Regions from separate parts of the Mus musculus genome. Here all the other regions are linked to region 1. A link is a loop called in an ENCODE intact Hi-C map of the cell type or tissue named here. Cell type or tissue: heart. All regions are shown on one strand.

Region 1 (4,000 bases):
CAAACCCCGCTTCCTCCAAATCTCCTCAGCTGGCGTCCGAAGCCTCCACCCGCCACAGTGAGGCTCGGATCGTGCCTCCAGAGCGGGTCTCAAACCGCCTACACCAGCTTCCCCGGTCAACCCCTTCGCAGCGCCGGGAAGTAGCCGAAGGCCTTCGGCAGGTTCCGCCAGTAGCGCGGGGGCGGGGCCTGTCGAGCGGCTCCGGGTCGAGCTCGGCTGTTTCCGTGAGTGGCCGCTGCGCACTCGGCACTGGGCGGCGCTGGCTGGCTCCCTGGCTGCGGCTCCTCAGTCGGCGGCGGCTGCTGCTGCCTGTGGCCCGGGCGGCTGGGAGAAGCGGAGTGTTGGTGAGTGACGCGGCGGAGGTGTAGTTTGACGCGGTGTGTTACGTGGGGGAGAGAATAAAACTCCAGCGAGATCCGGGCCGCGAACGAAAGCAGTGACGGAGGAGCTTGTACCACCGGTAAGAGGAGCAGGAGGAGGAGGCAGGAGCCGGAGAGAGCCGGGGGGACAGAGGGGGGCCGGGGAGGCGCCGGACACCCGCGCTCGGGGCCTTCCCCTCGCAGGAGGGGCCGCGGTAAAGATGGAGCCTCCGCCCGAGCCCCACAACACCGCCGCCGCTCGCAGCGAACAAAGAATAATGGCGGCGGACTGGAGCCAGCGGCGGCCGGGCGGCAGCGACTCTGCCTGCAGCCAGCGGCGGCGCTCATGGCGGGGGGCGGCCGGGCCGGGGCGGGGTGCGAGCGAGCGGGCGGCCGGCCGCGGCAAGCTGGCGCCCGCGTTCCCGCCGCCGGGCCGGGCCGGGCCCGGCCGTGCCGGGCGCGGAGCCGGAGCCGGCGCGGAGCGGAGCCGCCCCGGGGGAGGCCGCCCGCCGCCGCCCCCCGTTCCTCGCCGCCGCCGCCCGCCTGCTCGCACGCTCGCTCGCCCCGGCTGTGCCGGGCTGGCCGCCCGGGCCGCCGCCTGGGTGCCCGTGGGGGGTGGAGGAGGAGGAAGAAGAAGGAGACAGTTGAGGGCAGAGGAGGTGAAGGTGCTGCCGCCTTCGCGGCGGTGCCCGCTCGGCGAGCCGCAACGTCCGACCTGCTTTCCTCTACAGCGCTCTTTGTGCAATAAAGTTCGAAACCCAAGGTTTTCTCTGGTGCTGTATTTTATTCTTGCCCCTCTCCCCGGCTCCCACGCGGTCGGAGAAAATGCTGTTTTCTGCCCTAGGCTGTTTTAAGGGTTTGGGGTTTTTTGTTTTTGTTTTGTTTGGTTTGTTTTTGTTTTTTGTTTTTTTTTTACTATTTCCCTCACCCCTCGGCTTTGAAGATGAAGAACGAATCAGTAGTCCTGGGAATGCATTCTTTTGGGAAGGAAAGAGGTGCTAAGAAAACATACATGTAATAACTTTTTGCAGAAACTGTTGGGATCTTGTAAAAGGGAAGCTGGTGCTTGAAAACAGTTTCGGTTTTAACCCTTTCCACTAAGATAATGATCACTTGAGGTCAATCATTCTGAAACCCTTAGAAATTATCGAAGGGGAAATTAGTATTAGCGAAGGTACTTTTCGTTTTCTGTCATTTGAAGGGAGGCAGTCTTGCCAAGGTTTTTTGAGTCATCCGTATCTCCCCTTAGCCTCTGCCATGCTCCTCACACGCTTCTGTCTGAACTTTAATGGAGGATTGATATAATTCTCACTCTAAAAATAGTTATTGAAACTATCCATTATTTGTATATTGCCGTAGGTAATCCCAGCCTGAGGTTGATGGCAGTTTAAGCCAGCAGGGGTTGTGGTGTTCCTTTTTTTCCTTCACCTAGAACATCTGCAAAGGGGACTGTCAAAAGTCATTGACACCTTAAAGATCCAAAGACATTTTTAAAGGGCATTGCAGTATGACCTATTTAAACCTGCCATATCTTCTCAAAGTTAAGAGTTTGATCCTAGCCTCAGTTTTGCACCACATCTGCCTTCAAAAGATCTAGCACAAAATACCTTTGGGCCATCTATTGAAATCTTGTGCCCTGATGATCATTTCCCAATTGAAAAGCAAAGCCCAAAATTTTAGTTGATTTGAAAGGTGCACAGTTTTTTATATATTTGGGGGGGGGGGTTGCTTGTTTCTTTTACAATACAACCAGTTACTGTACCATTGAATTGTGATTGGTCCATACAAGGCTTTTGGTTAGGAATAAATATTGATTGGTAATAGAACCATTGTGTTTGATTTTTTTTCTATGCGTCAGGACTCTGAAACTTGACAAGTTACATTGCTAGTCTTTAGCACTCCAATTTGCAATTGTTAAGAAAATTAAGATGCAATAGAAGGAGTTGTTTCCATAGGGTTGAGAAGATGATTTTGTTTCCACACAGTGAAGACTCTATACATGGTAATGTTGATGATAAAATAGTTTTTTCAAAAGATTTTCTACAAGCCAATAGTGATGATACATGAGGATGATTCTTCCCCTGTGAGAATAAAAAAAAATTCCTATGTGTCCTTTCTTCAGTGTTGACCAAAAGATACTTTAGGTTTTATTTATGGGATCTTTTATGGAGAATCAAATTGATTCTCAGCAATTGCAAGTGAAACTTGGAACACTTTTTGTGTGCATTAATTTTCAAGCATTCACCTGGAACCTGACAATAAATTACAGTTCTCTCTTGCAGAGGTCAGTGAAAGTTCTAGCACGGTGTGCTTCCCTCCTCTTCCTCCTTCCTCTCCTTTAGTTGTTTATTTTTGATGGACCTATGTATTTTAGAAAGCTAATGAATTATTTACAAAAACTTACCTAATGAATACTAAGTGAGCATTCCTTTGGAATTTAAAACTAGTGTTAAACACTTTTGAACAGAATTTCACACAAGGGCCTGAAGAAACAGACCATAATATTCTTTTTTCCTACCCTCAGATACTCATAGGGATTTTAGTTTTCTTAGAGAAGTAGTTTTGTCACTTGTAAAGCCCTTGGGTTTGTTTTTTTAAATCTCATATGCCTTTTTTAAAACAATAGAGAACATTGTTTACTTGTGACAGTGCTTATACGATATAAAATGTTTATTACAAATACGTTAGCAGATACAGCCATATAAACTCACCTGTTATACATTCGTGTGAGCATCTTTCTTGCTGTATTACTTCTAGTGGTAGCTTCATTATTTTGAATAAATAGAGCTCAAATCTTAGCTTAAGAATATAATAGATATCAGAAAATAGATAATTATAGCAGTTTATTCCTCATGCATGTGTGAACTTGACTGCCCCGCTGAATACTTGACAGTAGTCACTGGTGATGTGAATATTTAACACATATAGTGATGGGCAGTACATTGAAAGATCGTCTATCTGGTTTGGGAAATCACGAGTGTGGGTTTGAAACTGCTAGTCTTGTCACATGCCTGCACTTGGGGAGTTTTGTGACCATGGGACACTGTCTGCTATCTCTGCCTCAGTTTCTTCACTTGTAAAGTTAAAATAATAGCATATACTCCTGGGGGTTTTGAGATAAATAGAAAGTACTTTTTCTAGGGTGAGTTTAACTGTTCATCTTAGTTTTTACCTCTTACCTTTGGGACTTCCCAAAGATGTCATAATTTCTCCAAACTTACTGTGTTTAATACAGTTGGCCAGAAAGACCAACAAATCCAACGAGGAATTTTACTGGTTTTATGCTTAAGGAACTGTTGGGAACAGTTATTTGTCATTTGAAAACAATCAAAGGAAAGAGAACACTCTTGGTGAGCTGAAAAGGAGTCTTTGTATTTTCAGTTTTGTGTTTTAATTATTTTTGTGGTTATAGTGTAAAACATAAGTTATAGCAACATATCCTATATTCTGTGTCATCCAGTGTTGCCCACATGTTTTCAGAGATGCTCTGTCCATATGCAAGTAAACATGTATGTGTATCGTCCTCTATACAAGCAGTAGCATACTATACAATCTGTCTTGAATTCTGTCCTCCCTTACCTGTTTGACACTCATTTCCCAGGCTACTTATAATGACTTAGCAATTGATTTGTATAAGCATG
Region 2 (4,000 bases), 73 kb before region 1:
TTCTAAAATAAGTTGCTAATTTCCCAGCTAACTGCTAAATAATTGAGACCAGACTAATATATTGATTTAAGGAGCATTAAAGGCACAGCAACTTCTCTGCTAATCTGGCTACCTCCCAGCCAAAACCCCAAGATCCTTGCATTTTCTGGCTTTCTCTGCTCAAGCTCTTTTCTCATTCTCTCTCCTGGACTTTCTCCCTGTGGCTCATCACGCACTTCCTCCCTCTCTCTCCCCCTTCACTGGCTGGCAGGAAGTCCCGCCCTATTCTCCCCCCTGCTCAGTCATTGGCTGTTAAATTTTATTGATTTATATTTCAGGGAACAATTAGGGAACTGGTGCTTATACAAGACTGAGCCAGAAGATTCTCAGAATTAGGATTGCAGCCAGGTATAGGAGAAATAGATCAGCATTTGAATTACACAGTATGCAATAATATTATGCTTACACATAAACTCTTCTGCATGACCAAAGTCAAAGATACTTAAATAGGTAATGTACCAGGTGAAGATTTCAAAAGTTTATTAATAAAAATGATCTGTGACCTCAAAGGGGATACAAACAAGATGAATTCAACACAGGACCTGGAGTCTAAGGTCACCAACACAGTGGGTTAAGGCGTCAGCAAAACAAATGAGAAAATCAGCAGCATGAGTAACAAGGGGACCAATGTAGGAAAAGAGTTCAGTAAGGAAATAGGATTTTTGAGAAACAAAAATAGAAATATTCGCAATCAAAAATTCAATGTCATTTTTTAAAGTGAAAAACCTGACCAGTGGACTCAACCAAACTGAAGAATGAAAATCAGAGCTTGCAGACAAAGTCAAGGAAGTACTGCCTTCAAATATCAATAAAGAAACAATAGCCAAGCATGATGACGATACCCATGACCTGTAGGATACCATCAGGAGACCAACCTGAAAATCCATAGGATGGAGGAAAGTTCTGAGATTTAAAACTAAAGACAGAGATTCTATTCAATTAAATTATAGCAGAAACGTTCCAAAACAAGAATGAAATAGATATACAAATGCAAGAGCTTCAAGCTGGCATAATAGGTGACAAACCTCTCATATTCCAAAATCAAGGTTTCAAAAATAAGACTGGAGAGATTGTTCAGCCATTAAAAGCCATTTCTGCTTTTGCGGAGGACTTGAGTCAGTTCCCAGCACCCACATCAGATGGCACATAACCACATGTAACTCAAGCTCAGGGGATCCAGCATCTCTGGATGCCAAGGGCACCTGCAATCACAGATACATACCCACACAGAGATTGTAAAAAGCAAAAGGATGTCAAAAGCACAAAGCAAAGAAATAACATTAAAATTCACAAGAGGAAAAGTGCTAACAAGTCACAAAGGCAAACATATAAAAAGAGCATCAGACCTCTCGTCAGCACTGTAGAAGATGCTTAAAGGAGTACTTTATGTAGAGGTGAAGTAAAATTGCCTCAATTGTCAAATCACAAAGGAGAATAAGCTTCGTGAGAGGGAAAGATGAACAATGGAGAGCTGGGAAGCATCATCATGATCACACAGTAAACCATCAACTCTCTACTATCAATAGGAGAGAGAGTAAAGAACAAAACCAGTGCAAATAGAGGAAAATTACAGAAATAGTAAGCATTCTCAATAACAGCTTCAAATGCTGTGGTGATTTAAATAGGCGTGGCACCCATAGATTCATGTGTTTGAAGGCTTGGGCCACAGGTATGGCCTTGTTGGAATAGGTGTGGTTTTGTGAGAGAAAGTGTATCATTGTGGGGGCAGGGCTTTGAGGTCTCCTATGCTCCAGCTCTGCCCAGTGTGGAATTCTAATCTCCTCCTGACTGCTCAAGATCAAGACGTAGAACTCTCAGCTCCTCCAGCAGCATGTCTGCCTGCATGCTGCCATGCTTCCCGTCATGGCGATAATGACCTAAACCTCTCAAACTGTTAAGCCAGCCCCAACTAAATGTTTGTCTTTATAAGAGTTGCCTTGGGGGCTGGAGAGATGGCTCAGAGGTTAAAAGCACTGGCTACTCTTCTAGAGATCCTGAGTTCAATTCCTAGCAACCACATGACAGCTGATAACCACCTATAATGAGGTCTAGTGCCCTCTTCTGGCCAGCACACATGTGTGCAGGCAGACGGCTATATACATAATAAATAAATCTTTGTTGGGCAGTGGTGGTGCATGCCTTTAATCTCAGCACTTGGGAGGCAGAGGCAGGCAAATTTCTGAGTTTGCGGCCAGCCTGGTCTACAGAGTGAGTTCCAGGACAGCCATGGCTATACAGAGAAACCCTGTCGCGAAAATAAATAAATAAATAAATAAATAGGAGATGCCTTGGTCATGGTGTCTCTTCACAGCAATGGAAACTTTTAACTAAGACAAACACAAATAGCCTCAAGTCACCCGAGACGCTAACTGCATTTAAAAACTATCTCTATCTGTTGTCTCTGAGAGTCACATTTTATTAGTAAAGACATACACAGCTTGAGAATCAAAGGATGAAAACAATCCAGCAAGTGAATGGAAGTTAAAAAGAACCTGGCATAGGTATTTTAACATCTAATAAAGTTGTTCTCAAACCAAAATCAGTCAAAAGATATAATGAATGCCACTGCATACTAATAAAGAGATCAACCCACCTAAAAGACTAAACAACTGGATGTGCACCAAATGCTGGAACACCCAATTTAATAAAGCAAAGACCAATAGATATAAAAGGTCTGACAGGTCATGCTAAAATAATAGATGACTTTAATACTCCAAATAAAAGTCATAAAAGAAGCTTCATAGCTATATACTATATCATAGACCAAACATACTTAACAGATATATCTGAAAACATATATGTGTGTATATGTGTATGCATATATGTATATGTGTGTATGTATACATTTATATACACACAGTATATATATATATATATGCATATTATATATATAGAGAGAGAGTCCATCCATCAAACACATATACACATACACACACACATACATACAGTCCATCCATCAAACAGATATAAAATACATACTCTCTAAGCATCCTATAGAATATTCTGTAAAACAGACTGCATTCTATATCACAAAGCAAGTATTAACAAGCACAAAAGAATCAAAGTTATTTTTTCTATCTTATCAGATCACAGTGGTCTAATACTAGAAATCAATTGAGAAACTATAGAAATTACCTGAATATTTGGAGATGGAATAATACTTTGTTGAATGACAATGGTTCAATTAAGAAATCTGGAAGAAAGCTTTAAAGAAAATCCTAGAAACACATGAAAATGAGAAGTACAACATACCAGGACCTCTGAGATTTGGCTAAAGTAATTCTAAGAATAAAGTTAATGACTAAGAATGCTTGTGTTTAAAAGGAAAAAAATTAGAGTGATCTCAAATAAATAGCCTAATGATGCACCTCGAAGGCCTCTGCTCCATCCATTTCTTTGGGGCACAGGACAAAGCCTGGTTAGGCAGCCACACAAGCCATGGAGAAGTAGGAAGGCAGCCAGTCTTCACTGGCTTCCCCAGGCTGAGTAGCTACTCTGGGCAGCCCACTCCAGACTCACATCACGTAAGTAAATCACCCACCTTCCCCACTGAAGCCCAAGAAGCTGCATCCCTCTGCCATGAGCTGAACCCAGGCTTGTTTCTCTCCCATACTGACTTTGAAAAGCACCTCTTTGAAGTCTTGGTGAATGACTGTGGGGAGAAATATGAAACTGGGAGGAGGAAGAAAACACTGAAGGAAATAAGTATCACCAACAGAACATTGCATAATATTTACAGGTTGGATTATTTTGAGAAATTACTTGGAAATTAGACAGATTTGCTACATTTTTTTCCCTGCAAGTTCCCATCTTTTTTAAATGAAATCATTGATCATGTTTTCTCCTCTTGTCGTTATTTTCTTCTCGAAGATCATCTAATAGGTAGCTTTTGAATAATCTTCCAGTAGACTTTTTCTAGTTAATTTTAGTTAGCATTTCTTACTCCAAAATTAAACTCTAC
Region 3 (4,000 bases), 160 kb after region 1:
CATATCCAATAGGTAAGTACTTCCTATTTCACTTAGGAAATAAGTTCTTTGTCCACTTAGTCACCAGTGCCCTTTGTTGGAGTTGTCTTTCTTTCCTAGGAAAAGACTAGGCTTCCTTAACTAGACCTTTCTTCCCTTCCTTCTTACTGTCCAGAATAACATAGTCTTAAATACACATGACAATGACTTCTGAACTTCATGTTCAACACTTATTTCCAGTATAAAATCTAAACTCTTGGTCTGGAGAGATGGCTCAGCGGTTAAGAGCACTGACTGCTCTTCCAGAGGTCCTGAGTTCAATTCCCAGCCACCACATAATGGCTTACAACCATCTGTGATGGGAGCCAATGCCTCTTCTGATGTGTCTGAAGACAGCCACAGTGTACTCATACAAATACAATAAATATATACATTAAAAGAAAACAACTAAACTCTTGACCTCATTGACTTTGGGGTCAGATATTTGTGTTTGTACTCCAAGAGCAGCAGTGTGAACTCGTACAGCTAGATTCTCCAAATCTTTGCTTCTCATTTGCCTAAATTTACTGGGAGCCTGGACTGCTGGACTTCAGGAACAGAAATGAACGAGAAGATTCAATTAGGGAAGATATTTAAAATCCCCAAGTGAAAAGATTGCTCTTCCTTAAAATGAACACTACCAAGCACCAACAGTCTCTGTCATTTTCCCTAACCGTGACTTCCTTTCACAGGTACTCGGAGATAAACCTGGAATCCAGACTATTCTGGCCCCTACACGAGCAGTAACCTTGTCATGTAACCTTGAGAAAGTTACTCAGTTTCTGCATGCTCCCCCTACCCTGCCACCGATCAGTAAAATCTGGGAGATCGAACATTGGACTGCTCTTTAGACTTAGCGCTAAGGGAGCTCGGTTGGCATGGTTGGCAATACTTGGTGCATGCTAAAGGTCAATTGCTCTCTACCATCCCCATCACTTAGGACTGTGGGCACCCCACAGTGTGGTTCTCTATTTTGTGGGAGAAAACTGTTCTCTGCATTGCTAGTTAAAGAAACAAAGTCTGGAAACTCCTGTCTTGTGATGGCAGAAAACAAGCGAAACCGGAGTTGCTGGCTCCCAGCTTTTCTGAACCGAGAGTTTGGTCCTTATTTGACGTACGAGGAAATTGAAGAGTGACGTGTCCTCGGGTTTCATGCAAGACACAGTCACGACTCTTTATTGAGAGTAAGGAGCGAGCCCCGGGGTTGCTATGGCCAAGTTGCAAGCGAGAACGTAACACTGGGAAGACAGGAGAAGAGCATTTAGCCATATACAACCGGCTAAGTCCAGTGCAACTTACTTGGGTGAGCAAAGGGAAGCTGTCAAACATGGAGAGACCAAACTGCTGACAAAACCAACTCTTCACCAGGCCGGACCTTCGGGGCCCGCCTTGAAGGGCGGCCTCGAGTAACAAACTGCCGCAGCTCCCCAGTAGGAGCCGGACTCGGCGCAGCTCGAGATGAATGGAAACCAGAATTCGCGCGGCTCAGCTTAAGGGACGGGGCGGGGCTTTGTGAGTCACGTGCCTGGGCCGTAGGCGGGTGCGTGGAGGGAAGTCCGGGTCTGATTGGCTACCCGTCACCAGGTGACCGCGGAGCGCGTTCCGGTTGGCAGGAGCCGGCTAGCGGCCTTCAGTTCGGAGGCGGCGACGGAAGGAGGAGGAGCTCCGGCCGCGCTCTCGGCCCGCAGTGGCTGCGTCTCCCAGCGCTTGTCGGGTCCCCACCCCTTTTAAATAAGCCGGGCTGGTCGCCGCCCTCGCAGACTAGTCCGCTGTGGGGAGGCGGCGGCGGCGAGCCGGCGGGGGTGCGGCCGAGGCCGGAGCCCTGCCCCGGGCTGGGCGGCGGGGCGGGCGGGCGCGCAGCGGGCGCGGCGGCGAGTGCGGGCGGGCGCAGCCCCGCTCTGCCCGGGGCTGCCGGCGCCGACCGCGCCATTGTTGGGGGAGGGGGCGGGCGCGGAGTCCGGGGCGAGCGGAGGCGCAGGCGTCGGCCGAGCGGAGCGGACGCTCCCCATGGGGAACACGCTGACCTGTTGCGTGTCCCCCAATGCCAGCCCCAAGCTGGGCCGGCGCGCGGGGCCGGCAGAGCCCGACTACGAGTCCGAGGTCTACGAGGCGGCGGCCGGGGACGCGGTGGCGGTAGCGCCGGCGCCCGCTGCGGCCGTGGAGCCCGCCGAGTTGGATTTCGGAGCCGGCGAGGGCCACCACCTGCAGCACATCAGTGACCGAGAGATGCCCGAAGGTGAGGAGGCAGCGGGCGCGTCCGGGCCGTGGCGCACCTCTGGCCTCCACCGACTCCCTGGGTCCCGCTGGGAGGCGGCCGCCGCCTCGGGTTCCTTCCTGCCGGGATTATTCCTGGCGCAGGCCTGGACACCGGGAATGAGGGCTGTGGCTCGTGTTCCCACCCCTTATTCTTTCTCGGCCACGTCTGGCCAGTTTCTCTCCCACCCCTACGCCCAGTTCTTCACTCTTCCCATTCTCTCATTCTGACCCGGGACCCTGTACCCGGCACCGCTTCCTCTTTGTACTGCTGTGTACCGTCCAGTGGAACTTAAGACTTCAAGAGACTATAATTGCCCCTTTTCTTAATAAAACTCCCAGGTACCCCTAACCTCAGAATAGCCATCCCATCTCTCTGTCCTTACTTAGGCAGATGGTACGTAAGGTAAGAGCATAATGTTCCTCTTGCTCTGAACGAGTTGAGTAACTGATACTAGAGCAATCTAGATTCAGCATGGTTAAAGATTTCTTATTTACGTTCAAGTAGAGATTGCCACCAAAATGTGTATGGTATTAAGTAGGATTTTGAAAGTAGCCTCAATAATAAAGGTTGCTTTATTACTTTCAGTTATAGTTGGAACACAGAAAGAGGAGACTTCTGTGAAAGATGTTAGTTTCTTTCCAGGCTTCAGAAAAGTACTGCTTCCCCTCCCTAACAAGGAGTAGTTCTGCTTGCTTTAAAATTATCATTTTGGTAAATACATCGCCATTTAACAAATTTCATTTATTTTACCTCTTCCAAAGGAAGCAGGGTGGGGAGAGATTGTTCATTGGGCGTTTAAATGGAGCCAAAAGCTTAAATTTAGCTTTAAATTAGTAATGTAAAGGTTTGGGATTTAAGAAGACAGCCCCCTGCGGGTGCCTGTAATATTTGTTTCTATGGCTCCATTTCCCTGCACACCTTCAGCCTGGAGGTTCTTACTTGGTGCTAAGAAAGTTGAAGCTCGAAAACTGATCCATTGCAGGGTGAGCTGGCTGGGTAGGTAGGAGGGAGAAGAGGAAATACTTGGTGTTTTATAATTATAAAATTTTTGAAAATCTGTGAATTGGGTAAAAAGTAATTCTAGATAGCAGTGTGGTTATTGAATGAAGGCTACAGATCTATAAGACAACGTATCATGAGATGTTTAAGCTACATTGGCTTGTTGGCTTCACTACAAATGAGTTCCTTTAGAATAACTTAAGGCCCATGATCGATACACTTTTGTAACTTTTTGTAATAGTCAAATGTTGTAAAAGAATGTAAAGGTAATTGTATCTTTAAACAGTGGAGTGTGTGTTTATGAAAACTGTCCAGTTTCAATGTTGTAAGTTAAGCCTCTGGATTTACAAACAGTATATGGGTAGTGTTGAGTGAGAGTCCAAATAGGACCTTTTTATAATTCTTGAGGGATTACAGCACAGTATCATGTATGCCTATTTGTTCCTCCCAGATACAAAGGAAGCCTGTATGCATTCTCACTGTATTGTTGATGAGGATGCAAAGTTAAGATATGACTGAAACTGCTTCTGCATAGAACTGCTCTAAACTGTGGAGGTGGAAGATGTGCTGTGGAGGTGGGAGATGTGCTGAGTTGGACTCTTAACAGGAAAAAAAAATCTTGTCAAAATGTCTATTGTATTTTGACTTGTACAGTAGAACATGTGGTACGTGGTCCTCCCCGTCTTAGTCTCAGTTAGCTGATGCAGAGGCAACCTTTCTTTCCTT
Region 4 (4,000 bases), 170 kb after region 1:
TAGAGTTCTAGGTTGAAACTAATTTTCAACAGTCCTTGGGATACTTTTCTGTTACTATCTCAAGTACATAGGATATAGTGTGTCTGTTAATTTGTTTTTATTTATTTCTTGTGATCGGGGGATTGAAACCTGCAATTAAAACCTTAGCCAAGTGCCCTGGGTCATATCTCCGATCTGTAATGCGGTGGTTAAAAATCGGTTGCTATTTGTTGTATGATACATGCACATTCTCCTTCTCGGGAAGTTAAGGACTTAGTCTCTAGCATTCTGAAGGGTTATGATATAGTTTGTTATGGACCTTTAAATTTTATTGAGAGCCAGTAGGTCTGCAAACAATTCATTCTCACGGTTTTTTTTTTCCTTGTGTTTCTTTGATATTTTTTTCTTGTGTTTTTGTTATTTGAAAGTTGAGTCTCTAGACCAGGATTTCAGTACAACTGTCTATTTCTGTCTCCTCTTTACTTTCTAGTTTATCTTTTTCTTCTTGACGATTCCTTTGCTTTGTATTTTAACCCTTCTTGAGTGTTTTCTAGGGCTTTGTTTACTTCTGAAATTTTAGCATTCTCATTAATTCCCTTTTGCTGTCGCCTTAATCTGCTTGTCTTGCTAGAGGCTTCACTCAACTGTAGAGCTGCCCTTGGCTTCCTGTGACTGGAAGTACCATAAACTTTTAACTGAAGAGTCACCTTGTAAGGATTTGGAGGCCAAACCTACTTGGCCTCAGTATCTTTTTCTGGGATCCCCATCTGTAGGGCAGTTTTTTTTTGTCTGTTTGTTTGTTTGTTTTTCAGAGAAGACTCAGTTTTCTGCCTATAAACTTTGTTTGCTCACAGAAGATTTGCTTTCTAGCAATTGCCAAAGTGAGCCAGTTGTGCTTTTCAGTGCATATTTCTGCCCTTGCATCTCTGAGACTGTCAGCTTTGGTAGCTAGAATAAATATGGGTAAGGCAGAGCCAGGTAGAATGAGGGCTCTGTCACAGACCTAGCTGGCTTTGGCTCCACTGTATGTTTTTTCTTACTTCCCAAGGGCGGTGTCTCTGAATTCTCGTCTGCTCATACTCCTGTCCCATTAGATATCCGTAGGTGCCAACATCGTGTTCCCATGCCCCTCCTTTTGCTGTTTTGAGACACGGCTCTAATGGGTTAGTACTTTACTCCTGATCCTCCTGCCCCACCTCTGCAATGTTGGAATTGTAGGCAAACACCACCATGCCCAATTTAACTTTCATCTTTTAAAAACATTAAAAATCCTCTCAATCCTGCTTCCTGGTCTTGATATAAACTTTTCTTTCTTTCACTCAAATGGTATTTCATAAAGAAATAGGTTTGTGGTCAGTCCATGGTGTTTAAATGAATTTAGAATCCATATTTAGAGCTGGAAAGATGACTTGGTGGTTAAGAGTGCTGCTTCCTGCAAGTTTGGTTTCCCAGCACCCACATGTTGGCTCTCAACCATCCACAACTTCAGATCCAGGGGGTCTGAGGCCCTCTTCTGACCGCTTCCGGCATCAAGCTGCACATGTACACATGCATGCACATGTCACGCTTTGTTCTTTTTTACTAACCGCCTATTAGATAGGGGTTTGCTGGGATTTGTTTTCTTTTTACATTTTGCAGACTTGGGTTTATTACTGTAGTTTATGGAATTACAGGCCAGCAATGGTAAAGTGCTAACCACAACTGGCAACTATTACGTTTTCAAGCAACATCAAGAGAAAGCTCCCTTTAGCACCTGTCTTACAGGCTTCGACAGAGATTGCCTTCTGCCGTTGTCTAGTTTCCAGACTGAAAAGTTTGACTAGCTGCATGTTAGCTCTGTCCCCTGCTGTATACAGATTAGTGGCAAGATGTCTTATGAAGGGTTTTCTCTTGAAACTCGGAGTGTGTCCTGAAGAGGGCAGCAGAGCTGAGTAGAAGAAGTAGCTCATTTCCTAGGTTCGGTACAGAACTCTGTCTTAGTAGGAGTTTACACCCTGAACTGACAGACACAGAGGTTGATGTTTCTAGCCAGTAGTTTGCTGATTTGCAAAATGAACAGCAGCTAGAGGGCTAAAAAACGATCTAATTAAATGTTTTAATATTTTCAAATCAAGCCCACTGTACATTCATAATTAGAAACTGTATTGAGGACAATGGGAGGATCACTAGACAGCCTGCCAGCTAGTCTGTAGTTTGTTCCTACTTCATCTCTAGTGTTTGTTTTGTCAAAATTGACTTTTGTTACCATGTATATGCTCTGCTACTCCTTAATACAAGTTGTACTTCCTTAATTTAGAATCCATAATGTTCCAACATATGAAATCTGAAACTTTTTAAGTGTCAACCTAATACCAGAAGTAGAAAATTCCACACCTGACCTCATGAGGTAGCAGGCAAACAACAAAAACTGCATAAAATTACCTTTTACTTTTTGTGTGAATAAGAAATATAAAATGTTTGTCCTTAGACTTGGGTCCCATCCCCAGGAAATCCAACGATTTATGTAGTGTGTGTGTGTGTGTGTGTATGTGTGTGTGTGTGTAATAAGAATATTCCAAAACCCACTTTCTTCATTAAGGATTTCTATTGTTGTAATGACTAAAAGCAACTTGGGGAGAAAAGGATTTATTTGGCTTATACTTTGATATCACAGTCCGTCACCATGGAAGGAAGTCAGGAGGAATGATCAGCCATGGAGAAGTGCTGCCAACTGGCTTGTTCAGAATGTTCCTCTTTCTTATAGCAACCCTAAGACCAGCAGCCCAGAGGTGGCACCACCCACAGTGAACCAGGCCCTCCCTCAATCATGATGATTCTTGATCAAGCACCATTCAAGAAAATGAACCATAGGTGTGCCCATAGGGCAATCTGAGAGGGGCATTTTTTTTTCAACTGAGATTTCTTCCAAATGACTGTAACTTGTGTCAAGTTTACAAAAACACTAGCCAACACACCTACAATACTTTCTGTCCCAAGGAATTTTGATTTGGGATCCCCAGTCTATAATAGTAACTCTAAATGATATCTTCTTCCACTGGAATAAAAGCATTTCAATGAATCAGTTTCATTTTCATGTTTTGTTTATCTTTGGGTTTATAAAAGTATATACTTTAACACATAGGTAATGTAAAGTACATATATTAACTGAGTAGCTTAAACATCATAGCTTTAGATATAACTAAAACACTTCTATCTTGAAAAGATACTTAATGTTTCAGATAGCACCATCTGGGGCATTATGATAAAGAGCAAGAGGCTTTATAGTGAAACATCTGAAACAAACAGAAGGCTGTTCTGTCTACCATGTGCATGTTTCTGACTGTGGGCTTCTGGCAGTTTTTATATGCTCTGCTCTTCGAACCATGTCTTCTGCCTTCCCCTCTTACATGTGGTTCTAAAAAAAGGCTGATGGGCACAGTGACCGTGTGATGGAGAGGAAAGGAAGGCACATCTGAATTAGTGGTTTTCTTTAAGAATGCTAAGTTATTGGTATTTTGTTCTAAAGAGTGCTTCTGTTGATCTTTATTCAGTGACACTATTTGACCATGGACCTAATGGATCTTACCATACTTTAGACTGTTTGAGTATTTGATAATTGCTCTATTCCTGCATTCTTTGCAAATGAATGGATACTTCTAAAGTGTTTTAAAGATAGTTGAGAGGACTCAAAAAGTTAATGTCTTCTTTCTCTAGTACAGGTAATTCTTCACTATCTCCCAGATTATAGTTAGTTTCTCAGTACTAGAGTTGAATGGAGGGCCTCAAGCATACTAGTGAAGTTCTCTACCAATGAGCTACATCTCCAGTCTTGTTTTTAACTGTTCCATCTACCAAGTGAGGGTTTCTGACTGTGGGCTTCTGGCAATTTTTACATGCTCTGCCCTTTGAACCATGTCTTCTGCCTGCCCCTCTTACATGTGTTTATGAGTTTTAAAACTGTAATTATGTAATCTAATTACAGTTAAATTACACTGTAATATTTATTATTTTATATTATAATATTTTAACTGTAATAAATAAT
Region 5 (4,000 bases), 500 kb before region 1:
AAATTGGAAAAAAAAAGTAAAACAAAAATGAAATTTCTAAAGGCTAGACCTCGAAATGCCCCAACTGTCCAACTGGAAGCTATAGCATTTGTGACAAAGCGGTCCCTTTACCCTCAGACAAGTAGATTCAACATTTCAGTAAAACCAAAGCCGTAGAAAGCTGAGAACCCAAGTGCCAAGGATCTTGAAGGTTGCTGTCATATGTGTTTGTGTTGCTTATATTATTATTATTATTTCTTTTAAAAGACTTCAGTTTTGCATCCCAAATATGTATGGGCGGCATTTTAACAGTCAGTGGATAAAACAGTCAGAGGAGGGCAGGAGGGAGCCAGCTGGTATGAGGGTGCAGCAACCTTGTACGGACCAAACGCCACTTTTGTTTGTTAGACGCGTCTTGAAGGGATGGTCCCAGAATATACAAAATATACAATCTGCCTTAATACCCACCCCGCTTGCTTGCATAGGCCAGTTAATGGTCCTAAAGGCAGTCTTTGGAGTTTAGGCCAGTGCCAGCTAGCTAAGAATTCGGGAAGATAGAAACCAACATTGGATGTGTGTGTGTGATATGCAAGTGAGCAATATAAATCCCTTGGAATCAGCTTTCAGGGTAAATATGAGGCCTCTGTTGATCTTGGGTGCTCTAGGTCACAAGCCATGGTGGGTCTAGCCAAAAAGAACCAGTACCCCCTAAAGAAAGCGCCCCCCCACCAACACCCGTAGAGACATCATAAGAGTGACACATTCACCCTTTCCTTAATGGACAACCTTCATTCCCACAATGGCATTTTGAAGTATGCATTTAACAAGTGGGTACCATGATCTCAGAGGGTGAGTGAGGGAAGGGATGGGATGATGTTTTGTGAAGCCTCTAGATTTGGGAGGCATCCGCGGACTCCCCCACTCCTGGAAAGAGTGAGATTTTTGGCTTTTTTGTCAGGTCATAACCCAGAGTTAGATTAAATACGCAGCTGCCCTTTGAGACTAGCGAGATCTATGCTGTAAGTAGTTATAGGGTAGCAAGGACAGTAGAGTAGCCGCTCACTGTGAGCTGAGGTCATCACGCCTTAAGGAGGGATGAGAGAACTCTGATGTCCCATCTGATTGGCTGCTTCGAGAGCTAGACATCCAGGTGCCGAGAGAGTCCTGGAGAGGTTTAGTCCACGGAGAAAAGATAAAACATTTAAGCTTCCAAATAAGCTTTTTTTTTTTTTTCAAGTTTTCATTAGCAAAAAATCAGAGAGATTTAAAAAGAAAAAATCTAGCACTGGCAAGAAGGTGAGGCTCAAGGGGTATACTGTGATTTATCATCAAGGACTTTTATTCTCTTGGCCACTTTGCAGTCATGCTAGAAGTTTTCAGAATCCCTAGTGCATATGATGTGCGAGAGTCAAAAAAAGTAAGAAAAGAAAACTCCTCCCTCGAGAGTAAAGTCTAGAGAGATGCAGGCCAGAAAGGTGTAAGGTGTAAATCCACAGTCTGCTGCCGCTAAGGCCGTTGGTAGCAATTCAAAAGATCTCACTGGTCCTAAGAAGAACCAAAACCAACCGACAGTTCTGTGAGGAAGTCTGACGTACGGAATAGTAGGACTTTTCACACACAAAGGACAAATAACCCAGGAGTTAAGTTTGGCTACCAAACTGCAATTTGGTTTTCTAGGTCAATCTCCCCCAACTATTTAAAAAGAAACATTAGTGCTACACATATGCAACCATAAGATGTTGGATTCTCTTATCACGTTGCACTGAGAAGTTATGTAAGCCTCTTGGACTGCGGCCACCATGGAGACAGACATCCGTTTGCTTTGTTTTCCATTGGCAACATTGGGAAGTGATCCAGTAGCGCTGGGGTCAGCAGCCAGTGCCTTGCCGAGTTCACCTGGCTTCCTTCTTCCTTGTCTTCTATCATCTGGCTAGGGCAAGGCATAAGAAATAGACGTATATACTTTAAATATAGTTGAGTGCATGAGAGTGGATCTGTGTGTGGGTCTGTGTGTGAGAGGGTGTGTGTACGTGTGCGTGTACATGTATGCACACAGAGGTTTGTAAGCGAGAACTTTCTTCTGCGAGGCAGTTCTCCCCGCCTGAAGTCCAGCCCTCTGCCTCACTGCATTTCCTTCGGACATTGGCTGCTGCCATGGCAACTCTGGCCTTTGCGGTGTTTTGTTCTTGTTGTTTTTTTTTTTTTTACTTTTGTTTGTTTTTATTTTGTCTTGTTTTGTTTTGTTTAGATATGTCTCTTCATATGGAGCGCAAGATGGTCAGACCTGGAGAAACACCTAGAACGACAAACAACAAGCATGTCAGAGAGGTCCAGCTACTTTTCTCAGTTTTAAAGAGAGACAGCACTTGTGAGTTATGGAGAGACGAGGAAGTGTGCTGGAGGAGTCAGCTCGGGTCAGACTGCTTTAATTCAGACCCTAGCTCTTCCAGTAGCAGCGTGGCTGATGGGGACACTGTCTCTTACGTTTATTTAAGGATTAGGCAAGAGAAGTATCATAATATCACATCGCACAGAGTAAGATGTCACTACACGGGGACTGTTATGATTATAACTATACTTATCTAAGAAGGAACAAAATGTGGAAGTGCTCTCTAAACACATGACATGCTCATGCACTGTATATACAATAATGAATAACTGGCCTATGTCACCAGTTAGTAGAACACTGATGTTTCAACACCCACTTTGCTGTCTCGGGCTTTACCATGAAAGCCTAGGAGTGTATTGCCTATAATTCCAGGTCCACACAGGCATAATATATTCACACCAAGACAAAGAACAGAGTGGTGTTCACAGATAGCCCCAACACTATCCTGGGGACATCTCCATGATGAGTCAGTCAGTGTGTGTGTGTGCATCTGTCTGTCTGTCTGTCTGATTCAGTATGTGTTAAAGAACTAAGGGGAGGATACATAGGTGGAGAGTCATGGAATAAAGACTGGGGCTGAGGCTCTTGGACTAACACTTGGGGCTTAAGTTCCATAATCGAGCACCTTCCTTGGCAGATGCTATGGTCATCTTCCTTCCTCTTTACTCTGATGGTAGACATATGAGAGTCTCTTGGGTAGAAACCCTTTTATGTTCTCACTAGTATAAAGCTGACCTTCCTTCTAAAGTGAAAGCCATGGCGGCAGTGATTGCTAAGCAACAGTCACATGACACACAGAGGCCAAAGGAAAGGTGGTTCTATAGCTACTGAAATTACTGGAAGAGAGACATGCTCCTTCCACTGGGAATGCTAAATTGCTAGGAGATGAGCTTTGAGCTGCTAGTGTGCCCATACTGCCGCTGGAGAAGGAAGTGAGCAGAGAAAAGAATCTGGATGGTATCTGGGAACTTGGATTTAGCCAACCTTAAAGACAAACTGAATTCCATTTCTAATAGTTATTCGAGCTAATAATCTAAGCTTGTTAATAAGTAGCCGTTTACACTGACATCAGTCTAAGGCAGGTTTCTGCATCTTACCAATAACAGTGTGGGCATTTCCGTGCTCTAACAGTTTGCAATATCAGGGTCTGGCGGAAGTACCTGCTGTGATGCATGTAAAGCAACAGCCATGCATGGTCTGGCTGTGTGCTCTCTCCTTAAGCTAGCCCTTGCCTGGACTATGACAACATTCCTAGGCATCGCTGTAGCTTGAGATAGCTCCACCACTCAAATTCCTTGCTAGGACATTAGCAAGCTACCCATTCAGGCTTGCAGAGTTTCCTGTCCAAAGCAAGGCTTCCCTGTGTTTGCTCATTCTTAAACAAACAAATCACAAATCCACCCTGTTCCCTGACCCCATACTCTCCACACCCTCTGTTTATGCCCATTCCTTAAATAGGTACATGTGTACAACAGTATCCCAGGAGATGATAAGAAAAAAAGACAAGGCTGGGCCAGTGGTGGCGTACGCCTTTAATCCCCGCACTTGGGAGGCAGGGGCAGGCAGATTTCTGAGTTTGAGGCCAGCCTGGTCTACAGAGTGAGTTCCAGGACAGCCAGGACTACACAGAGA
Region 6 (4,000 bases), 640 kb after region 1:
CTGTGTAGTCTGCACCGGGTTCCCAGCTTTTGTGAGTTCTCACCCATGCTGGGGTGAGGTGATGCAGAGCCATTTTTGCTCCTTACCCATATTCGGGTAAAGTAATCCCAACAGTACTTATTGGTTCACCAAGTTGGATTTTGGTGGTGTCTCTACTTTGTCCTGTCATAGGATCCCTGTATGGGCTACGTGTGTTGCATTTCCCTAGGCAACAAGTGCCCTGTTCTGTCACACAAGTGACACTATATTGGGAACTTTCTTTCCAGAAATGCAGTGGCATATAGATCAATGTTATAGCTGAGGAACAGAAAGACTTTAAAGCAATTAGATAACAACCTAAAGCTGTCTTGAAACTAATTTGATCCTTAATTTTTTTTTAAAGGGAAATGATTATTAGACAGTAGGTCTCAGCACCTCACAAGAAGTCAGGAATATTTCCCAACTCTCAAATCCCATTTTTATGTCTGAGATTTGCATTTCTAGCATCCTATTTCTAGTATTGAATTTGTACCCTGAGTCCATCACCAGGGAAGTTTCTGGAAGCCAGTTAAAAGAAATCAACAAGCTGGTGTGGGTGAACCAATACCACCCATGAGATACAACTTAAAGATTAACTTGCAGTAGATCACAGAGTTCATAATTAATTCCATTTTCACCATGGCCATACTTTAGAGAGACAGCTAACTTATCTCAGTTTTGATACTGCACTCTCACGGTCATGTTCCTACACGGCATTACACAACAGTTATGACTAGGCTATTTTTCTGCGATGGCAAATACAGCTAATAAAATATCACAATGCCGGGAATGTCTGAACTTTTTTATTTGCTTTGTTATTTCCTTCTTGGTGTGTATATACTCTGATGTAATCTTTTTATATCTCAGAATTCACCAATGAATGATAAACGTCAGATTTCCTTCCCTTTATCTATTTAGTTTTTTTTTTTTTTTTTTAGCACTTGTTAATTAAAGAAGTGAAGCTGTATTGTAACTACTATCACACTTCTGGATTTGATTTCCATGGCATGTATGGGCTTTAGGTACCCCTAGATTCCCTGACTTCTTGGGTCTCACATTTTCTGATCCCACCCAACCCCAACTTTTAAAGGAAAGTTTGATCCAAGCCTAATAGCTACCAGCTTATTTACATAGTCTGAAGGCAGCCAGTTTCCAATCTGACAGCCTGTGCAATTCCAGAAAACAAACATAATAGACTAGTTAAGCAATAGGAACCCTTTGCCATACTTAATTTTACTTCCATAAATCTCAAGTTTCTATCTTGAGCCGATCTTTTTGTTTTCCAGCCAAGTTCAAGTTGCAAAACATGTGGGGACTCTAAGGAAGTAGTTGCAGTATATTGTCGAAAAATTCCTGCTTCTCTCTTTTCCCAGTGCCTACACTTGCACTAACGCCCAACTAACTATACAATGTGGTCACATTAAAGATATCAGATTAGAGGGCAAAATTGCTAATTCTTATCTTGATGGTGAACGGACTTGCAATTATAACAAGGCCTCTCAATTTTGATGACTTAAACAAGTGTCCTTTCAATTTATCTCCTAAAACAAAGCAAGATCCGGAACAGAAAGTCTTAACATACAAATACCCCTGCCAGGAGGATTTGTATTTAATATCAGCCTTACAGCCCAGTTTATCTGGTTTAAAGTACAGTGCTTGAGTGTATCCAGAGGGGCAAAGGGCAGGAGCCTTCCAAATAAAGGTCACAGGAGTACAAATATTGGTGCGCACACACGCTCACACCACAGGACGGTGAGTCCTAGAGTGAGCGCCCGGCTCTTTGGCTTTTTGCAGGTCTCGGGTTTGCTCGACCTCGGGTGACACTGAGACAGGAGATATCCATGTGGGCGTTGTGCAAGCTCTGCTAATGAAGCTGACTCGGTTCCTCCTTCCAGATCCCCACACCAGCCCCTCCTCTCAGCACTGCCAGGACCTTTTAAATACGAGGTCCACTGAGATGGCTGCATCTGGAATCGAGACCCCAGGGCGCCCCCAAGTGGCTAAGCAAACACTACAGACTGAAGCTGGAGGCTCCGCCTACCTTCATCCCCTCCCTCTCTTGCACTCTCATTAGCTCTTCTCCGACCACAAGGCAGGTCCCACCCCTGAACCTTGAAGGGAGTACACGCCTAAATTCCTGGCTTACACCCTTTCTGCAACCAGCTTTCCTGCCTAGTCCTTTTACACCCAACACTCAAGAGTTCTGTGCGTCCACCTCAAAGCTAAATTCTCCTCCGCGGGTGCCTTGCCACTTGTCACTGCTTGCAACGTCCTCGCCTCCCAAAGCGATCCCAACCTCGGAAGCGCCCTTCTATACAGATAGGCAAGCAGCACTCTGCTACTCCCATTTCCCTTCTCTACGCCCAAACTCTGGAAGCGTCCCTGAGTGCACCAGGGCCTTGCCACTGAGTTCATCTCTGCACAGCCAAGACCTGGGGTTTCTTCCTTTTTTCTCACTCCAGCTTTCAACGGAATAGTTTAATAGTAAGGGGCGGCGGCTGCCGCTCTAAGCCTTGGGGCACCTGTAGGGAGGGGAAGGAGCGCCCGCTTGCAGCCGGAGGCGCCCCAGCTACTCACCGGCTCACACCCGCGCGTACACACAAGCTGTAATAAGCCGGCCCCAGTTAGATCAGCATCTGCCACAACCTTCGCTCGGAAGCCCAGCGGCAGGGTCAAGGCTGTTTAACTCTTCCCGGCTTTGTCTCCTCCCAGGCCCCACCCCCTCAGCCCACCTCCCGAAGCCCCGCCCCCTCCACGACGCCATTCGCCGCCTCCGACTTTGTGGGGTGGGCCGAGGCATAGATTGAGATTAAGTCTGGGATGCAGCGGTCCGCTGTTCCCGGTGGGGGATGGGACTGCCACGCCGCGGAGATTCCTCGGGAACACCCTGCAGTTGAGGAGCGAGGACGCCACCTACTGACAGGCTATCGGAAGCGCCGAGACCGAGTGTTCTGGGCTCCGCAACAATCTAGGAATCCCAGCGTTGAGTATCCAGGTTCTCTGCAAAAGGTACAAAAGAGGGAGCCCTCCCTAGACTGGATCCCTTCCTGGAGTCTCCGGATGCCTCTTAGAGCTGGACTGTGCCCTTTGAAGAATGTGCATTTGAGGTTTCTTAAAGGCGTGTGAGGACTACAGATTCTACCTTAATGCAAAAGCTAAAACAGAGCGCATTTTCCATTTCAAAATCAAGAACAAACAATACCCTACACACAAATACATATATGAGTAAAACCATTCATATTCTCATGCTGAGGCTTTTACAGAGCTTCACCATTCCACCCCAATAATTCCCTCCACTACCAATGATCCGTATTCCCAACTGTTGCTGTTTATAAATAAGCTTCACTCACCATTTGTCATGGAAGACAGTGAGGTTTATTTTCTGGGTTGCGATGAAGCTGCACTAGAGATACACGATATAAATCTTAGAATTCTAAGAATGGGTTAAACGTATTCCAATCTTTCCAGAGATTTTTCTGTCTGTATTCCTTAGTCTTGAAAAGGAGAACATTATGACTTGTAGGACAATAGGTCATCCTTGATTGGTCAAGATTCAACGCTTCATGGACTTTTAAAACAACCAGCATTGTGTTGAAAAGTTATGAATTCACGGCAGTTAGTAAGATTCATTTTGGACGCTAGAGGGCGCTATGTGGAAAAGGACTCATACGTGGTGTCAGCTGTTAATGTTGATTAACTGGGTATTAGCTGTGACCTCCGTTTATTCCTATAAAATGATTAGAGAGTGTGTGAGTTTATACTTTCACCTCTAATCTCACTTTAAATCACTTTAAAAAACGTTACTTACTACCATCAGGCACATATTGTTTATATTACTAAAAGTAAGTATTCATAGCCATTCTTGTTCCAGAAAGCATTTTAGAATAAATTCAAGAAACGAAGAATAAAACACAATAAGAAGTATTGACTATAGGTGATGGCAAAAGTAAGAAGAATGCATAGGAATACAGAGCCATGGTGA
Region 7 (4,000 bases), 1.4 Mb before region 1:
TTTCCCAGGGTGTAATTACTAGGTCAGTAATTGCCAATAATAAAACAAAGAAAGGGCTGAAGAGATGGCTCAGTGGTTAAGAGTGCTGACTGCTCTTCCAAAGGTCCTGAGTTCAAATCCCAGCAACCACATGGTGGCTCACAACCATCCTAACAAGATCTGACACCCTCTTCTGGAGTATCTGAAGACAGCTACACTGTCCTTACATATAATAAATAAATAAATCTTAAAAAAAAAAAAAAACAAAGAAATAAAAAACAAAGAAATAATAAAAACTAACATCAATTTAATCAGTAATGGCTACTGATAATCAGTTGTATACTGTTCTTCATCTGTGTCCCTTTTCCTTATTAAAAACACGCCATGTATATATTTTATTATTCTACTTACTAAACTTGGGCTGAGCAGGTAGCTTTAGTGCAAGGCCTAAAACGTAAAGGTAGGCTGCATTGGGCTGTATGCAGAGTACAAACAACAAACAAGCCCACAATACTAAATTGAAGGTAAATTATCGATTTTGTTACCTACTAGACTGTAAGTTCCTTGACAAAAGATTTGGTTATTTCTCTTTTCTGAAGACTAGCAAGTCCCCAAATAGTTTTGCACCAAATTCCAGAATGAGCAGTACATAGCTCATTTTTAACAAGTACTGATGAGGCCAAGCACAGGGCCAATGCTTGTGATTCCAGCACTGGGAAACCTAAAGCATGAGAATCATGAATTTGAGGCCAGCCTGATCTACACCCATGAAGCTTCATCCCATAAAAACAGCCTGCACTACATCAAGAGTTTGGGGATAACCTGGCTTCTACACTGTACAGTTTGTTTTACTGGGGTTTTCTACTTGGTGGGGTTTGTTTGTTTGTAGACAGACCTCATGTACCTCAGACTGGCTTCACACTTGCTATGAAGTCAAGGATTAACTTGGACTCCTAAACTTCAGGCCTCCACTTCCCAAGCAAGGAGCAGAATTATCAACACGCACCACCATGTCCAGATTGGTATATATTTTACTGTTGTTGTTGTTGTTGACATTCATTTACTTACTCCGTGAGTGTCACCATAAACACACAAGGAGGTGGGTGGGGCGGGTGCCTGTGAAAGTTAAAGGACACCCTTTGAAAGTCAGTTCTTTCTTTCCATCAATGTGGGTCCTGGAGATCTAACTCAGGATGTCAGGATTGGCAAGCATCATTTCCAACTAAGATCTTTCCCAGCTCTAATATGTATTTTAGACATAGTATCTACCAAATAGGAACAAAAATAGCCAGTCAAGTCAGGGATGTAGCTCAGTTAGTAGAGTCCTTACCTAATCACACACAAAGTTCTCCGTTCAATCCTCACATCTCAGCCTCCCCTTTCTGGAATTACAGACAGGTACCATCATCACACCCTGGCTCTAATATCTTGGCTGTATCTTATAAAAGTAACTTTCTAAAAGGCGCTGATGAGCTGGCTTAGAATATTAGATTTAGTGATGGGGTGGGGGTGGATCCCAGAAATCTGTTTGGTCTTACAGACATGAACCTCACAAACTTGAAGACACCGCAGCTTCCTGATCTGCAGCGGACTCCAGGCTAACTTTTTAAGATTCATTTTTAGTTTATGTGTGCATGTGCTTATCTGTGTGTGGGTAATGTGCACTTCTAAGTGCCGGTGCTCACAGTCCAAAAGAGAGTGGAGAATTCCCTGATAAGGTTACATGGCAGCTGGGAGTCTTCTGACTGGGCTAGTGGGAACCGAACTCGGATCCTCTCTGCAAGGCACTCTTAACCGCTTGACTCTCCCTCCAGCTCCGACTGAGCTAACTTTTAGTTTTTGTCAGTTCTCCCCGTCGGTGGAATGAATAAAATACTACCCAACATGATCACCGGGCTAGACAAAAACAAACAGTAGCGTGGACAGGTTCAAGACAGCAACTAAACCGATGCCTGAGGTTTAAGTCTCTCGTGACCCTGGGAGATGAACCGGTCTCCTGATGACAGGGCCATCTCCTGTCTTCCCCTGCAAAGAGAGAGTAGCTCGCAAGCCCGGACTCCCAAAGGTCTCCTGATCGGCTTAGGCTCCATCAGACCAGAAACCAAGGCTCATAACCCTCACCTGCCGGCTCTCCCGGGTTCCAGAGGTGGCGGGGCAGGAGCTGGTACCCAGTCAAGGGCAAGAGGAGAACGGCTTGTCTGACCTATGGGATGCAGACCTGCCAAAAAAGAAAACACCACTCGAAGCGCTTCAACTTGCCCACTTCAACGCGTCCTCACCTTTCCTCCGGAGCCCACCGAGTAGTTCCGCGGACCTGTCCGGGTCTCCCTGACCCCTCAAAACCCTGGCCGCTAAGTCAATATGGCGGCCACGGCAACCTCTGTCAGCCCGACCTGGAGGACGGAAAGCCAGGAGGGACTAGAAACACAGATTCGACTGTTTTTCCCCGTCTTCGGACCTGTTCGGCAATTTCCGAGAGCGAGCCCGGGAGGAAGCGGAGAAGACGACTTGGACCTGCAGTTCCGCCGGAAGTAGCCGAGGCCTTGCGTCCGAGCGCTTTCGTTCAACTCCGGCTCCTCAGAGGGCGTTTCCCTTCGTTTCGGAGTCCTTGGAGCGAAGGCATTTTAAAATGCCTCCTTTATTAATTTTCTTCCAAAGACAAGGGAAGGCCGGCGGACGACCTGTGGGCCCTTTAGTTACCAAGTCGCAGTGGTACGCGGAGGACCGAGACTAGGAACGGACCTTGACCTTTAACCTCTAGCCGGGGCGGCGGAGGGAAACGCCTCCGTCTCTATATAAGGAGTTTTCCGGACGCTCTGGGTCCTTTTTTTCCCTCAGCGCTGGCCGCGGCCTCCCGGCGCTCTCGTCCTCCGCTTTTGCACAGCTCCCCGTTCCAGCCTTCGCCATGGGATTCGGAGACCTGAAAACCCCTGCCGGCCTCCAGGTGCTCAACGATTACCTGGCGGACAAGAGCTACATTGAGGGGTGAGCAGGAGCCGAGAGGCTGGGGGGCCGGGGCCACGTGGCGCGGGCTCGGCGGGAAGGAAGCGGGTCTCCGGATGCTGGGGGACGCCGAGTCAGTGCTCCCGGGGCCGGGATGCCAATGGAGCGGGACCTCCCGGGAGGGGCTGCCAGCATTATAATTGAGATGATGCTTGCTCTCCGTGTGCCCACGTCCAGCTGGTTCTTCCGCGTCTTTGGACAAGTTAGTTTGTTAGTTGAAACCTGTGGCAAGTCTGGTGGGATGAGTTCTCCTGGGTGGCAGATAGTTCTTGGGCTTGCCTAGATTCAAACATGTTCTGTGTCCTTTCAATGAGAAGCAACTTAGGCTAGCCCTGTAATTGTTCTCACTAGTTAGCTTGACGGATATGGGCTATGTCATTTACCAGCTAGTGTTTGTGTCTTTTCTTTTAAAGGTCTGTGCACTTGTTTTTGTGTCACTGGCAGGTACGTGCCATCACAAGCAGACGTGGCAGTATTTGAAGCAGTTTCTGGTCCACCACCTGCTGACCTGTGTCATGCCCTACGTTGGTATAATCACATCAAGTCGTATGAAAAAGAAAAGGCCAGGTAAAGGTATCTTTGTGCTACCTGGATTTTCACATGCAAAGTAGGGACCGGGTTAAAGTTGGCTTTAGCATTGCTGACCTAGTGTGAGCTGAATTTCTTTGTGACCTTACAAGGCCAAGAGACTGAAGTCCTCCATTTTCTCACAGAACAGGTAGAACATGGACAACCGCAGTTCACCTTTCCCACACCTCTCTGATCATGTGCTTTGGACCTGGGGGGGCCACCGCTGGGGTGTGAGGGTAGCTCGCTCATTCGGTCCCTGGCCATTCTTCTGAAACTACCAGCAAGGGTGGAAGTTTGGGGAAGTGGATTCCAGTTCACTAAGAATGGAAGTGAGCATACTTAATGAAATCTCAAACAGATGTTCATTCTGAAAGAGTAAGCCGTAGTGAGTACTGAATACAATGTCTCCCATGGGTGAAGAGTAAAGTTATTTGCCTGGGATTGTGCT

What was found. Peaks named below come from ENCODE experiments on the same cell type or tissue, not always from the same donor. Only the 100,000 strongest peaks of a DNase experiment are listed, where the experiment ranks them.
Region 2: it touches region 1 in a loop (2.1-fold over the local background); 5 of 42 quality-filtered maps call a loop at or near these places.
Region 3: it touches region 1 in a loop (5-fold over the local background); 15 of 42 quality-filtered maps call a loop at or near these places.
Region 4: it touches region 1 in a loop (2.6-fold over the local background); 14 of 42 quality-filtered maps call a loop at or near these places.
Region 5: it touches region 1 in a loop (1.9-fold over the local background); 2 of 42 quality-filtered maps call a loop at or near these places.
Region 6: it touches region 1 in a loop (17-fold over the local background); 2 of 42 quality-filtered maps call a loop at or near these places.
Region 7: it touches region 1 in a loop (5-fold over the local background); 3 of 42 quality-filtered maps call a loop at or near these places.

What each region holds. Positions count from the first base shown.
Region 1 is chr1:64,532,561-64,536,560 of GRCm38, forward strand. Creb1 (cAMP responsive element binding protein 1) reads left to right here and starts at 244. Exons shown (of 9, transcript NM_009952.2): 1 at 244-460. In heart, CTCF peaks have their summits at 314 and 1,736; a DNase peak (open chromatin) is centred at 301; H3K4me3 peaks cover 2,354 bases; H3K27ac peaks cover 1,817 bases.
Region 2 is chr1:64,459,724-64,463,723 of GRCm38, forward strand. No RefSeq gene overlaps it. Among named protein-coding and RNA genes, the nearest start is that of Gm36148, 55 kb to the right of the region's middle. In heart, a CTCF peak has its summit at 2,110 (motif pointing left); no DNase peak of the experiment used is centred here.
Region 3 is chr1:64,689,147-64,693,146 of GRCm38, forward strand. Ccnyl1 (cyclin Y-like 1) reads left to right here and starts at 2,199. Exons shown (of 10, transcript NM_001097644.1): 1 at 2,199-2,254. The coding sequence starts at 2,245. It overlaps 2810408I11Rik (RIKEN cDNA 2810408I11 gene), which reads right to left and starts at 1,513. Exons shown (of 2, transcript NR_038009.1): 1 at 1,318-1,513. In heart, a CTCF peak has its summit at 1,686; DNase peaks (open chromatin) are centred at 1,695 and 2,305; H3K4me3 peaks cover 3,183 bases; H3K27ac peaks cover 2,230 bases.
Region 4 is chr1:64,703,548-64,707,547 of GRCm38, forward strand. All of the region lies in intron 3 of Ccnyl1 (cyclin Y-like 1), which reads left to right. Among named protein-coding and RNA genes, the nearest start is that of Ccnyl1, 14 kb to the left of the region's middle. In heart, a CTCF peak has its summit at 1,887 (motif pointing right); no DNase peak of the experiment used is centred here.
Region 5 is chr1:64,033,490-64,037,489 of GRCm38, forward strand. Klf7 (Kruppel-like factor 7 (ubiquitous)) reads right to left here. Exons shown (of 4, transcript NM_033563.2): 4 at 2,174-2,275. The coding sequence ends at 2,224. Among named protein-coding and RNA genes, the nearest start is that of Mir6899, 7.0 kb to the right of the region's middle. In heart, no CTCF peak of the experiment used is centred here; DNase peaks (open chromatin) are centred at 1,812 and 3,722; H3K27ac peaks cover 427 bases.
Region 6 is chr1:65,176,395-65,180,394 of GRCm38, forward strand. Idh1 (isocitrate dehydrogenase 1 (NADP+), soluble) reads right to left here and starts at 2,748. Exons shown (of 9, transcript NM_010497.3): 1 at 2,596-2,748. In heart, CTCF peaks have their summits at 2,021 (motif pointing left), 2,930 (motif pointing left) and 3,654 (motif pointing right); DNase peaks (open chromatin) are centred at 1,987 and 2,797; H3K4me3 peaks cover 2,546 bases; H3K27ac peaks cover 1,992 bases.
Region 7 is chr1:63,174,328-63,178,327 of GRCm38, forward strand. It overlaps Ndufs1 (NADH:ubiquinone oxidoreductase core subunit S1), which reads right to left and starts at 2,495. Exons shown (of 19, transcript NM_145518.2): 1 at 2,259-2,495. It overlaps Eef1b2 (eukaryotic translation elongation factor 1 beta 2), which reads left to right and starts at 2,504. Exons shown (of 6, transcript NM_018796.3): 1 at 2,504-2,964; 2 at 3,427-3,549. The coding sequence starts at 2,885. In heart, no CTCF peak of the experiment used is centred here; DNase peaks (open chromatin) are centred at 2,414 and 2,894; H3K4me3 peaks cover 3,256 bases; H3K27ac peaks cover 2,593 bases.